Regions from separate parts of the Homo sapiens genome. Here all the other regions are linked to region 1. The links are chromatin contacts, found by Hi-C or POLR2A ChIA-PET in ENCODE. All regions are on one chromosome and are shown on one strand. The core of a region is the stretch at or near the end of the contact, and the rest is flanking DNA. Distances in the headings are between cores, read along the strand shown.

Evidence for each region. A loop is a pair of places that touch in the nucleus more often than their neighbours do. ChIA-PET counts read pairs that join two places held with the same protein, here RNA polymerase II (POLR2A). Pooled maps may share reads with other maps.
Region 2: a loop to region 1 is called in a pooled map, with 2.5 times the contacts of the local background. The contact joins two enhancer-like sites. A Hi-C loop is called at or near these places in 1 of 50 pooled maps. POLR2A ChIA-PET finds 5 or more read pairs at or near these places in 2 of 52 experiments (GM10248 and WTC11).
Region 3: a loop to region 1 is called in a pooled map, with 2.1 times the contacts of the local background. The contact joins two enhancer-like sites. A Hi-C loop is called at or near these places in 1 of 50 pooled maps. POLR2A ChIA-PET finds 5 or more read pairs at or near these places in 2 of 52 experiments (GM12878 and PC-9).
Region 4: a loop to region 1 is called in a pooled map, with 8 times the contacts of the local background. The contact joins two enhancer-like sites. A Hi-C loop is called at or near these places in 3 of 37 single-sample maps with no recorded cell type and 3 of 50 pooled maps. POLR2A ChIA-PET finds 5 or more read pairs at or near these places in 1 of 52 experiments (GM12878).

The regions. Positions count from the first base shown.
Region 1 is chr1:8,096,041-8,098,898 of GRCh38, reverse strand. The region is part of intron 2 of ERRFI1-DT (ERRFI1 divergent transcript); the gene reads right to left. Among named protein-coding and RNA genes, the nearest start is that of ERRFI1-DT, 71 kb to the right of the region's middle. RefSeq lists enhancers at 1,604-1,653, 1,019-2,218. Within about 2 kb of position 1,403, at least 18 of the 41 ENCODE cell types and tissues checked have a DNase peak (open chromatin) inside an H3K27ac peak, as active enhancers do; they include GM12878, where a contact is called at or near this core.
Region 2 is chr1:8,762,666-8,765,365 of GRCh38, reverse strand. The region is part of intron 1 of RERE (arginine-glutamic acid dipeptide repeats); the gene reads left to right. Among named protein-coding and RNA genes, the nearest start is that of RERE, 54 kb to the left of the region's middle. RefSeq lists an enhancer at 1,246-1,295. Within about 2 kb of position 1,290, at least 4 of the 41 ENCODE cell types and tissues checked have a DNase peak (open chromatin) inside an H3K27ac peak, as active enhancers do.
Region 3 is chr1:8,847,670-8,850,369 of GRCh38, reverse strand. No RefSeq gene overlaps it. Among named protein-coding and RNA genes, the nearest start is that of MIR6728, 18 kb to the left of the region's middle. Within about 2 kb of position 1,394, at least 16 of the 41 ENCODE cell types and tissues checked have a DNase peak (open chromatin) inside an H3K27ac peak, as active enhancers do.
Region 4 is chr1:9,077,667-9,080,366 of GRCh38, reverse strand. It overlaps a transcript of SLC2A5 not described here. Among named protein-coding and RNA genes, the nearest start is that of SLC2A5, 9.4 kb to the right of the region's middle. Within about 2 kb of position 1,331, at least 6 of the 41 ENCODE cell types and tissues checked have a DNase peak (open chromatin) inside an H3K27ac peak, as active enhancers do; they include GM12878, where a contact is called at or near this core.

The DNA of each region.
Region 1 (2,858 bases), core at 154-2,653:
ACCAAAAAAATTAGCCAGGCATGGTGGCACATGCCTGTAATCCCAGCTACTCTGGAGGCCGAGGCAGGAGAATTGCTTCAACCCAGGAGGTGGAGGTTTCAGTGAGCCAAGACCATGCCACTGCACTCCGGCCTGGGTGACAGAGAGAGACTCCATCTCAAAAAAAAAAAAAAAAAAAAGAAAAGAAAAGAACTGTGTTGCTTATTTTCCTAATTTGGGGGGATTTTTCAGAGATTTTTCTGTCCTTTGTTGTTGTTGTTTATTTGCTTAATTGTAGCTAAGTTCCAGATAGCAGGGAATTAGCAATAGTGACTGCAGTCCCTTGGCCAAAAGTTTCTCAGACACTTAAACTATTTACTTAGGTAACACATTTTTTTCATGGCTACTGCAAAGGTACATTTCAGACATATGTTTTGAATTAATTAAATCTCAAGATTAATGTTGAAATTTAATATTTAGTATTTTTACATTATATTAATGATTTTTAAGAACCATTGATTTTAAGTTAAACACTTGGGTTCTTGTGCTTTTTTAAATTTGCAGATTTCAGTTCTCATATTTAGATCATTAACTTTGAAACTAAAAATAAGATCTGAGTGGGTAAGCACAGAGGATTTTTAAGACGGTGAAACTATTCTGTATGATACTATAATGGTAGATAAGTGTTTTTATCCATTTGTCAAAATCCATAGAATGTACAACACCAAGAGTGAACTCTAATGTAAACTGTGGACTTCGGGTGATACTGATGTGCCAATGCGAGTTAATCAATTGCAGCAAATTTATCACTACGGTACAGCACACTGGCAGTGGGGAGTCTGTGCCTGCGTGGGCAGGGAGTATATGGGAACTCTCCATTCAATTTTGCTGTGAACCTAAAACTGCTCTAAAAAACAAAGCCTATTTTAAGAAGCAATAAGATCTCAGGCCTTTCAGAATGCCAGATTAATGTTTAAATGTTAAAAATGAAATACTCATTGCTGCTACTAAAATTACCTTAGTTTCTCTAATCCTCTAAGTTTTCAAGTGTGCCTTTTAAAAAAAACCCTTAAGCTTTAATAAGCTTTACCAGATGACAGTAAAATTACTTAGATTAAGCCTCCATGATTTTAGAAATGAAGCATTTTGAGGACTCAATCCAGTTCCTGGGAGATGAGTCAGCTAGTTAATTAATATGATCTTAAGGAAAAATGACCCGTCTTACTTCTCACTGACTGCATACCCTGCTGAGACTATATTAAGATTAGCATTACGAGTGCTGCACAGCTGCCTCTCCTATGAGTTCAACAGGAGCTTGGTAAATAATATCAGAACTGAGTCATTTATGGTTGAATGACACAGAATGAAAAATAAGTGCCTTTCAGGCAGTTCCTGTTGCCTAATATGGACTGAGAAGTAGACACTTTAACTAAAGAGCCCCACCTGTGCCCCAAATGAACCTTTCCCTATAAGGATGTTGATCTAATTTCCTGATCAAAAAAGGAATCCAAAAACGCTGTCAATGATCTGTCTGGGCCTGAACGAGGGCCTATTTTCTCTTCTCAAAGGCCTCGTGCATGGAAGTCTACCGAATTTCTTCCTTGAATAGTTGAGGGTGTTTTGTTGTAAAGATTTCCAGTTAAAGTGGCTCTTTCATCCTAGGGAGAGATCAGAATATCCAGCAGTCCTGCAGGTGGCTAGAGTTTATTGCATTGGGAAGCAGAAACAAGATAACTAAAAACAGAGAATCTGTATTTAAAACTTAGAAAACAGGACTGGTATTTTTATAAGATTTTTTTTTCATTACAACTATCCATTCTTCTGTGAATTAAAAGCCCAGGACACTGATGGCTCGTGGAATTGATGTCACTAGTCCCTAGGCCTTCTTACCTGATAGTAACAGTAAAATGGATATATAACATCGTTTTTCTTCATGGAGCAGAAAAAACTGAGGTTAAATGAAAGCTTTCAGGCGACTGAATTAAACTTGAAAAGCTATAAGGAAAGGGAGCCCTTTTCTAAGGAAGTGACAACAAATTCATAAACTGAATGACTCATAAACTGCTTTCAAATTGCAAAACTGATTATGAATCACTGAAGAAAAACGTAGTCTCACAAAATCTGGTTGTTTAGGAATCAAAAAAGGTAGCCTCTGCTGTTCATTGGCATATTGTCATTCACCATCCTGAAATAACCTTATGGTGAGTGATACTAAAATAGGTCAGTTTGTTAGAAATATTTGCTTAAAAGCCAGATTTGGCTCTAAATTTCTTTTGAATGAATCATAAGAATCTGGATGATAAAAAGAATTACGCTTAGAGAAATGTGCTAGAAACAGGCATTGGTTAAAGATATGGACGTTTCTTTTAGTAGAAACCTGTGTATTTCTGAATCCTTGAAAGAAGGATTGTGGTTGAATAACAATCTGATAAAGGATGAAGTGACCTTCACCATCCGGCCTGCCGATAAAGAGCGGGGAGATGTTCCAAAGTAATCCCACAAGGAGATTCATGATCTAAAAACCATTACCAATAGGTGGTATCTGTATTTCTCTGTTTAAGACTGGAAACTAACGGGTAACTCAAGAATGCTTCCAAGAAACGGTGGAGAATGTCCACTCAAAGATTTTAATCATTAACTTCAGAGCGACTCTAGGCTAACGCCCAGGTCCAGGAATAAGGGACAGAGGCCAATAGTAACACAGATTTTATATTTTTCAACTGGAAAGCTTGGAGATAGTACAGGTAGATACAAATAATATTGGAGTGTTGGAAATTTTCTTCATGTTCATGTAAGGATAGTTTTACTATCAGTTCTTAGGAAATTGGAATATAAATAAACAATAACAATTTATCTAGACCATGTAAACATTATGGATT
Region 2 (2,700 bases), core at 41-2,540, 670 kb before region 1:
TACTCCTCATTTCCTCCTCTACTCATCCCCCAGCCCTAAGCAGCCCTTAATCTTCTTTCTGTCTTTATGGATTTGCCTATTCTGGACATTTCACGTTAATTGAATCATGTAGTCTTTTGTAACTGGCTGCTTTGACTTAGTATAATGTTTTCAAGGTTCACCCATGTGGTAGCATAACATCTGTACTTCATTCCCAATAAATGCCAAATCATAGTCCATTGTGTGGCTATGCCACATTTTATTTATTCACTAGTTGATGGACACTTTGAATGGTTCTACTTTTTGGCTGTTAAAAAAATGCTGTTGTGAACGTTCATGTACAAACTTCTGTGAGGATGTGTATTTGCATTTCTCTTGGGGTGACTTCCAAAGCCTAAGAGTGAAATTTTTGGGGGGTATGGAACCTCTGTTTAACATTTTGAGAAACTGACAAACTGTTTTCCAAAGTGGCTACACCATGTTACAATTTTACTAGCAATGCATGAACCTTGCAGTTTTTCCACATTAGCACTAATACTTACTATCTGGGTTTTGGATTGTAGCCATTCTGATGGGTGTGAAGTGGTATCTTACAGTTTTGATTTGCATTTCCCTAATGAGGTTGAGCCTCTGTCTTGTGCTTACTGGCCCTTTGCTTTTTTGGAGCCTTTGATCTTTTAAAAATAGAAATCTGGGTGAATTACGTCCCTGAGTAATGGCTGTGTGGTGAACATTCTTTTCTTCTTAGCCTGGTCACCTCTTGCTTGCTTCAGTTTACAGGTAATTTTCTTCAGGGAGCCTTCCTTGAACCCCGGCTGTTTGCATTCAGCCCACTCTGTTGTTGTGATTGTTTATCTAGACTTCCTTTCTGACCACACTAAGCATAGTTAACAGAGATTATACTTGGCATGGGATTGACTGGATGACTGAATACATAGATGACTGTAGCTTTTTTTTGTTTTTAAACATTTAACTTAAGAAAAAAATTCTGTCTTGGAGTTAGTACCCGAAGCAGTATTTCATGATTTTTGTGTGTTCCTTGTTTCCTCTCATTTTCCCGATGGCACTAAGGCACCTGGCTGGGATCCTATAGAGAGCGACACATTGCAGTTGCTCTCTGCATAGTAAGCTTCCCCCAAGAGTCATAGATGAGGCAAAACCCATGTGTACTCTGAGGCCAGGGCTGAGTGCATAAGGAGCAGCTGCAACTTGCCCTGGGGATATTCTTTGACCTGGAGGAGGCAGTGATGAGGGAAAGGGAAGACAGCGTGGGAACCATCTTGATAAGAAGCATGGGGTTCTGAGAAATAGCCTCCTAGGATTGGTACACTGCAGCTGGTGGCAGAGGTCTTCTTGACCTTGAGTTAGCTTTTTGAGTGAGAATAAATAACAGTCAACTAGCACCTTCACTTCCTGAATTATAGGAGGGACTTTTTTTTTTTTTTTTTAGACGGAGTCTTGATCTGTTGCCAGGCTGGAGTGCAGTGGCGTGATCTCGGCTTACTGCAACCTCTGCTTTCTGGGTTCAAGTGATTCTCCTGCCTCGGCCTCCCGAGTAGTTGGGACTACAGGTGCGCATGCCACCACACCCGGCTAATTTTTGTACTTTTAGTAGAGATGGGGCTTCACCATGTTGGCCAGGATGGTCTCTATCTCCTGACCTCGTGATCCGCCTGCCTCGGCCTCCCAAAGTGCTGGGATTACAGGCATGAGCCACCGTGCCCGGTCTTGTTTTTTGTTTGTTTGTTTTTTGAGACGGAGTCTAGCTCTGTCGCCCAGGTTGGAGTGCAGTGGTTCGATCTTGCCTCACTGCAACCTCTGCCTCCCAGGGTCAAGTGATTCCCCTGCCTTAGCCTCCTGAGTGGCTGGGATTACAGGCGTGCGCCTCCACATCTGGCTGATTTTTTTGTGTTTTTAGTTGAGACGGGGTTTCATTATGTTGGTCAGGCTGGTCTCAAACTCCTGATTTCAAATGATCCATGCGCCTCAGTCTCCCGAAGTGCTGGGATTACAGGTGTGAGCCACTGCGCCCAGCTGGACATCATTTTTAATACTGCATGGAAACTCTTGATTATGGGAGTAGATTTTTTTTCTTTTAGTTTTCAAGAAGTACCTCTTACTTATTTTTTTAAGGACGTCTTATTTCTGAACTGAGAAGTGAATTACACCCTATGATTTTTTGCAGAGTTGTACAAAAACAAATAGAATCTGGATTTGTTCCTATGGTTGTAACTTTACTGAGGTAAATATTATCTTTCTCCATCAAGCTGTCTAGAAATAATCTTCTGTTTTCATTTTCGTCCTCTAAACCTGCTATATATTGCAGATAGGAAATTTCTGAGTCACTGTTTTCTTTTTTAAGCTTACTGGACCCTAACTTCTTTTAGTCTTCCATGCCTAGATTTTTGCTGATTGAGGGACTGTGATAATTTTTTTTTCCTCCTTTGCTCAAGAGTGTGACTTTACTGTAGAAGGCAAAATACTAATTTTCCATGGTCCCAGGTCATTCTGGAATTTTGAGCTCCTAGTCTTCATTTATGTGGTGTAGTTTCTCCATAAGCCTTGCCATAAGGGGAAGAAAAAGAGGAGCTGACCTTATGGTGGAAACATCAATGTTTGGAGAAGAAGTATTGGAGAAATAAGGAGGCTGTTTTAAACAGGGTGGTCATTAAGGTCATCTTGAATCGTTTAGTCCATTATCAGAGGAAAGTCCCCCTGAGG
Region 3 (2,700 bases), core at 145-2,644, 750 kb before region 1:
GCCTCCCAAGGTGCTAGGATTACAGGCGTGAGCCACCATGCCCAGCCAATAGTGTCCTTTGATGCACAAGAGTGTTTACTTCTGATGAGGTCCACTTTGTCTATTTTGTTGTTGCTGCTGTGCTTTTGGTATTGTATTTAAGAAACCATTGCCTAATCCAAGCTCCAAAAGATTTGCACCTGTTAATTCCTTCTAAGAGTCTAATAGTTTTAGGTCTTTCATTTAGGTCTATGAGCCATTTGAGTTCATTTTTATATAAGGTTGCATGTGGATATCCAGTTGTCCCAGTACCGTTTGTTGAAAAGGTGTCTTTTTTTTTTTTAAAGCGTCTTTAAAAAAAAAAGTCTAAGTCTTAACTGCCAACAGATCACCTTAAAAACTGCTGAAGGACGGGCACAGTGGCTCACGCCTGTAATCCCAGCACTTTGGGAGGCTGAGGTGGGCGGGTCACCTGAGGTCAGAAGTTTGAAACCAGCCTGGCCAACATGGTGAAACCCCGTCTCTACTAAAAATACAAAAATTAGCTGGGTGTGGTGGCGCACACCTGTAATCCCCAGCTACTTAGGAGTCTGAGGCACGAGAATCACCTGAACCCGGGAAGCAGCGGTTGCAGCGAGCAGAGATCGCACCATTGCACTCCATTGCACTCCAGCCTGGGTGACAGAGTGAGACTCTGTCTCAAAAAAAAGCGAAACAACCAAAAACACTGTTGAAAATGTGGTGTTTTCAGACAGTGTGCTCAGAGGTCGTGGCCACTCCCAGTACACACCCACCCCCAGCTGTCCTTCTTGTTATTATTAAGAAAGAGCGCCGCTGTGCAGTTAGCACTGTTAAAACTGCTGCCTTCACTGAGCTTACACCAGGCTAGGCTAGGACTGGGAAAATTGAAGCTCTAGGTCGGCCAGTGTACAACCAGGACTCCTGGCCAGAACATACAATGCCTGAGGGCTGAGGGCCACGGGGCTGGAGAGGAGCTCTTCTGTACCGGGGGGGGTTGGAGGGGGTTAATCCTTCCCCCAACCTTCTGCAGGTGCAGCTCAGCTTTCCCTGCCATGAGAGCAGGGCGCCCCTGCATCCGCCTGCTAGGGGTGCGGTGAGACACAATATGTAAGGAGCCCTGGTCAGGGCCCTCATCCTGGCTACTCCTCCTGGCTACTCTATTTATTTATTTATTTATTTATTTATTTCTGCATATGAAAGCCAGGTCACAGCTACTCTTTAACTGTGCAGAAGGTCAGCTGGTGGTCCAGGTCCAGACGCGCCCAGGAGCTTCCTTCAGCCGCCAGGGGGCGCAGTGGGGCTGCCCCAAGACCCTGGGCCTCCGTGGCCTCCCCTAGCTGCTGGCTCTGCACGCTGCCTGGCTGGGCTGGCTGCCATCCCAGCCCTTCCTTCTCTCCAGCCCCAGCTGGCTGGCGCAGGTTTACTGTTGCAAGTGGACTGTACCCTGTGGCTCACAGGGACTCAGAGCCAGAGTGAAGCCAGCCCAGAGCTCTGGGCAAAGCTCGGTGAGATGAATGGAGCTGTCACTGGATAAAGGGAGATTCCCGGACAGCACATCCTTGTCAACACTCTCTCCTGTGTCACCGCAGATGCTGGGACGAGGCACAGCAGAGGCCATGGGACCTGGTCAAAGCGAGACTTCTTCCTTGGCCCATTTTGATTTCTTTTTTGTTGTCGTCGTTGAGACAGAGTCTAGCTTTGTCGCCCAGGCTGGAGTGCAGTGGCGTGATCTCAGCACACTGCAACCTTTACATCCTGGATTCAAGTGATTCTCCTGCCTCAGCCTCCCGAGTAGCTGGGATTACAGGTGCCTGCCATCATGCCCAGCTAATTTTTGTATTTTTAGTAGAGACGGGGTTTCACCATGTTGGCCAGGCTGGTCTCGAACTCCTGACTTCAGGTGATCCACTCGCCTTGGCCTCCCAAAGTGCTGGGATTACAGGCATGAGCCACTGCGCCCGGCCTCCCACTTTGATTTCTGAACCTTTTGGGTAACATCTCCTTCCCTCACATTTCTTGTGTGTTGAGGTCTTTTGTTCAGGCTTTCAGTGGATGAAAGGACAGAGGAGGAAACAGCTGTGGGAAGAGCAGCTGCTGTGCCTCCCTGCCTCTCTGCTTGGCCACAGCTCCCCTCCCTCTCTGGCTGCCCTAGCACTGAACTCTGATCTTCAGCAGTGAGACCTAGTACCTGCCTCCGCCTCACTGGGAAGCAAAGCCGCAGAGCAGGTGCAGCTGTGTGTGGCATGGCCAGCCACAAGCCAGAAAAACCAGCAAACCAGGGCCGGGAACAATACTTCCTGGGACCAGCCCCGGGGACCACTTTGGAAATGAGCATGGCAGAGGCAGCCACAGGGTGAGTACCCAAGTTCACGTGCACCTGCTTTAAAGGGAACCAGTGGGTTCTATGCCAAGTGCTCATATGGAGGGCATCTGTGGTCAGGCTGCAACTTCAGGGGAGAATTTCCACAGGTGTCCTGCACTGATTTCTGTCATTCCAAGTGACAGCACCTGTTTGAGGGAGTGCTCTAGGGCCATTCGGGGAGAATCAGTGACTCCACACAAGGCAGGGGCCCTGGGTGCCTGGTCTGGGGAAGGGCAGCCCGAGGCGGGGTCGGGAGTGATCAGATCCTTGGGTCTCTCCTCTTGGTCATCTTGGTCACACTTTTTCCCTGTTTTTATGGAATGTTGGGCCTCATCTCA
Region 4 (2,700 bases), core at 82-2,581, 980 kb before region 1:
AAAAATAGAATTATCATGTGATCCAGTGATCCCACTTCTGGGTATATATCCAAAATAATTGAAAACGGGGGCTCAGCGAGATACTTGTACACCCATGCGCATAGCTGCATTTCTCACAATTGCCAAAGGTATTAATAGAAGCAACCCAAGTAACCTGACAGATAAATGGGTAAACCAGATGTGGTGTGTGCACAGTGGAGTATGATCCAGCCTCAGAGAGCAAGGCAATCTTGTTCCATGTTACAGCATGAAGGACTCATGAAGACATGCTCTAAGTCTTCGGAAATCAGTTACAAAAAAGCAAATACTGCATGATCCTACTTACATGAGGTATTGTGAGTGCCCAAATTCGTAGAAGCAGAAAAGTAGAATGGTGGTTGCCAGGGACTTTGGGGAGGGAAAATGGGGAGTAGTTGTTTAATGGGGACGGAGTTTCAGTTTTGCAAGATGAAAAGGTTCTGGAGATCTGTTTCATAACAATGTGAATATACTTACCACAACTCAACTGGTACATTTATTTAAAAATGTACAGTTAAAATGATAAGTTTTATGTTATGATGTTTTTAAAAAGAGGGATATCGGCTGGGCGTGGTGGCTCACGCCTGTAATCCCAGCACTTTGGGAGGCCAAGGTGGGCAGATCACCTGAGGTCGGGAGTTTGAGATCAGCCTGGCCAACATGGTGAAACCCCGTCTCTACTAAAAATTCAAAAAATTAGCTAAGCATGGTGGCTCACGTCTGTAATCCCAGCTATTTGGGAGGCTGAGGCAGGAGAATCACTTGAGCCTAGGAGGCAAATGTTGCAGGGAGCCAAGATCACGCCACTGTACTCCAGCCTGGGTGACAGAATGAGACTCTGTCTCAACAAAATAAAGAAATAAATCAAAAATAAAAAGAGGAGTGTCTATCCAGGGTAATGTGTAACCGACAGAAGCCCCTTGGGTCCTGAAGAGCCTCTGCTGCTCCGGCTTTCACGTCTTCTGCCTGTGCTTCTCCAGGAGCACGCCCTTCCTGTGCACGTGCACTCTCTGATAGGCGAGGTCAAATTCTGTTCTTGGTGAGAAAACACATAGGCACCTTGTCATGTCTCTGAAGTTTACACCCCAGGCATATCAGAGCGTGATCAACAATCTCTCTGCCTCGGGGACATCTAGTAGGAGCTTGGAAGGGAGCTCAAGTGAGGACAGAATACAGAACTGGCTCCTGAAGGAAGATAAACTTGGAAGGCGCACGTTTTCTGGACCCTCCCTGCAGACTTGGGTTCCGGCGGCCAGGTGGCATGCCCAAGGTGGGGTGTGGCTTTTCACAGAAGAGGAAGAGGGAGACACCGCGCGTGGGCACTGGGGTTGGGAGGTCCTGTGTCAACCGACTGGATGCACTCCTCTCCCTTCCCCAGACGAGATACACTGCCTGTGCCAAAAGCAAAGCAAGGGCACTGTGGGGTGGTCAGGTCCACTCTGAATCTGTTAATGATTCCTTCCTTATCTAAATCTGGAATGTGGGAAAAGAAAAACAGCTGAGCAGTGTGAGCCCTGTGAGGTTCGCAAAATTTATTAGGCCCAGAGAGACGTGAGTGGGAACTTGAGTCACTTCCCCACCCATGTCCAGGGCAGCTATTTGACGACACTTTGTTCCTGATAGCTGCCTCACCCATTTTCTTCAGGGTTTTGGAATTCATGGTACAAAGAACAATGTAGTGTGGATCTACAGTTTACATGGTTTTGATGTAAATTCTTGGTAAAGAACTGTCTCTTCTTTAAATGAAATGTTTTTCAATAGTTTTTGGGGATACAAGTGGTTCTTGGTTACATGGATAAATTCGTTAGTGGTAATTTCTGGGATTTGGGTGCACCCATCACCCAAGCGCTGTACACTGTACCCAATACAAAGTCTTCTCTCCCTTTCCCGCCTCCTGTCAGAGGCATTGGAACCAGAGCGACTCCATCTTGAATAGGGACCGAGTAAAGTGAGGCTGAGACCTACTGGGCTGCATTCCCAGGAGGTTTAGGCATTCTTAGTCACAGGATGAAATAAGAAGTCAGCACAAGGTCACAAAAACCTTGCTGATGAAAGGATGTGGTAAAGAAGCCACAAAAACCCACCGAAACCAAGATGGTGATGGAAGTGACCTCTGGTTGTCCTCACTGTCATTATATGCTAATTATAATACATTAGCATGCTAAGAGACATTCCCACCAGTGCCATGACAATTTACAAATGCCATGGCAACCTCAGGAAGTTACCCTATATGGCCTAAAAGCGGGAGGAGCCCTCAGCTCCGGGGAACTGTCCACCCCTTTCCCAGAAAACTAGTGGATAATCCTCCCCTTGTTTAGCAAAGAACAAGAACTAATTATAAATATAATCAGTTGAGCAGCCCAGGCCACTGCTCTGCCTGTGGAGTAGCCTTTTTTTTATTTCTTTACTTTCTTAATAAACTTGCTTTCACCTTACTCTATGGACTCACCCTGAATTCTTTCTCACACAAAGTCCAAGAACCTTCTCTTGGGGTCTGGATCAGGACCAACACTCCCATTGCCCCTCCCTCCCTCCTGTCCTTCCTTCCTTCCTTCCTTCTTCCCCTTCTTTCCCTCCCTCCCTCCCTCTCTCCCTCCCTCCCTCTCTCCCTGTTTCACCCTTGTTGCCCAGGCTGGAGTGCAATGGAATGATCTCGGCTCACTGCAACCAGGTTCAAATGAT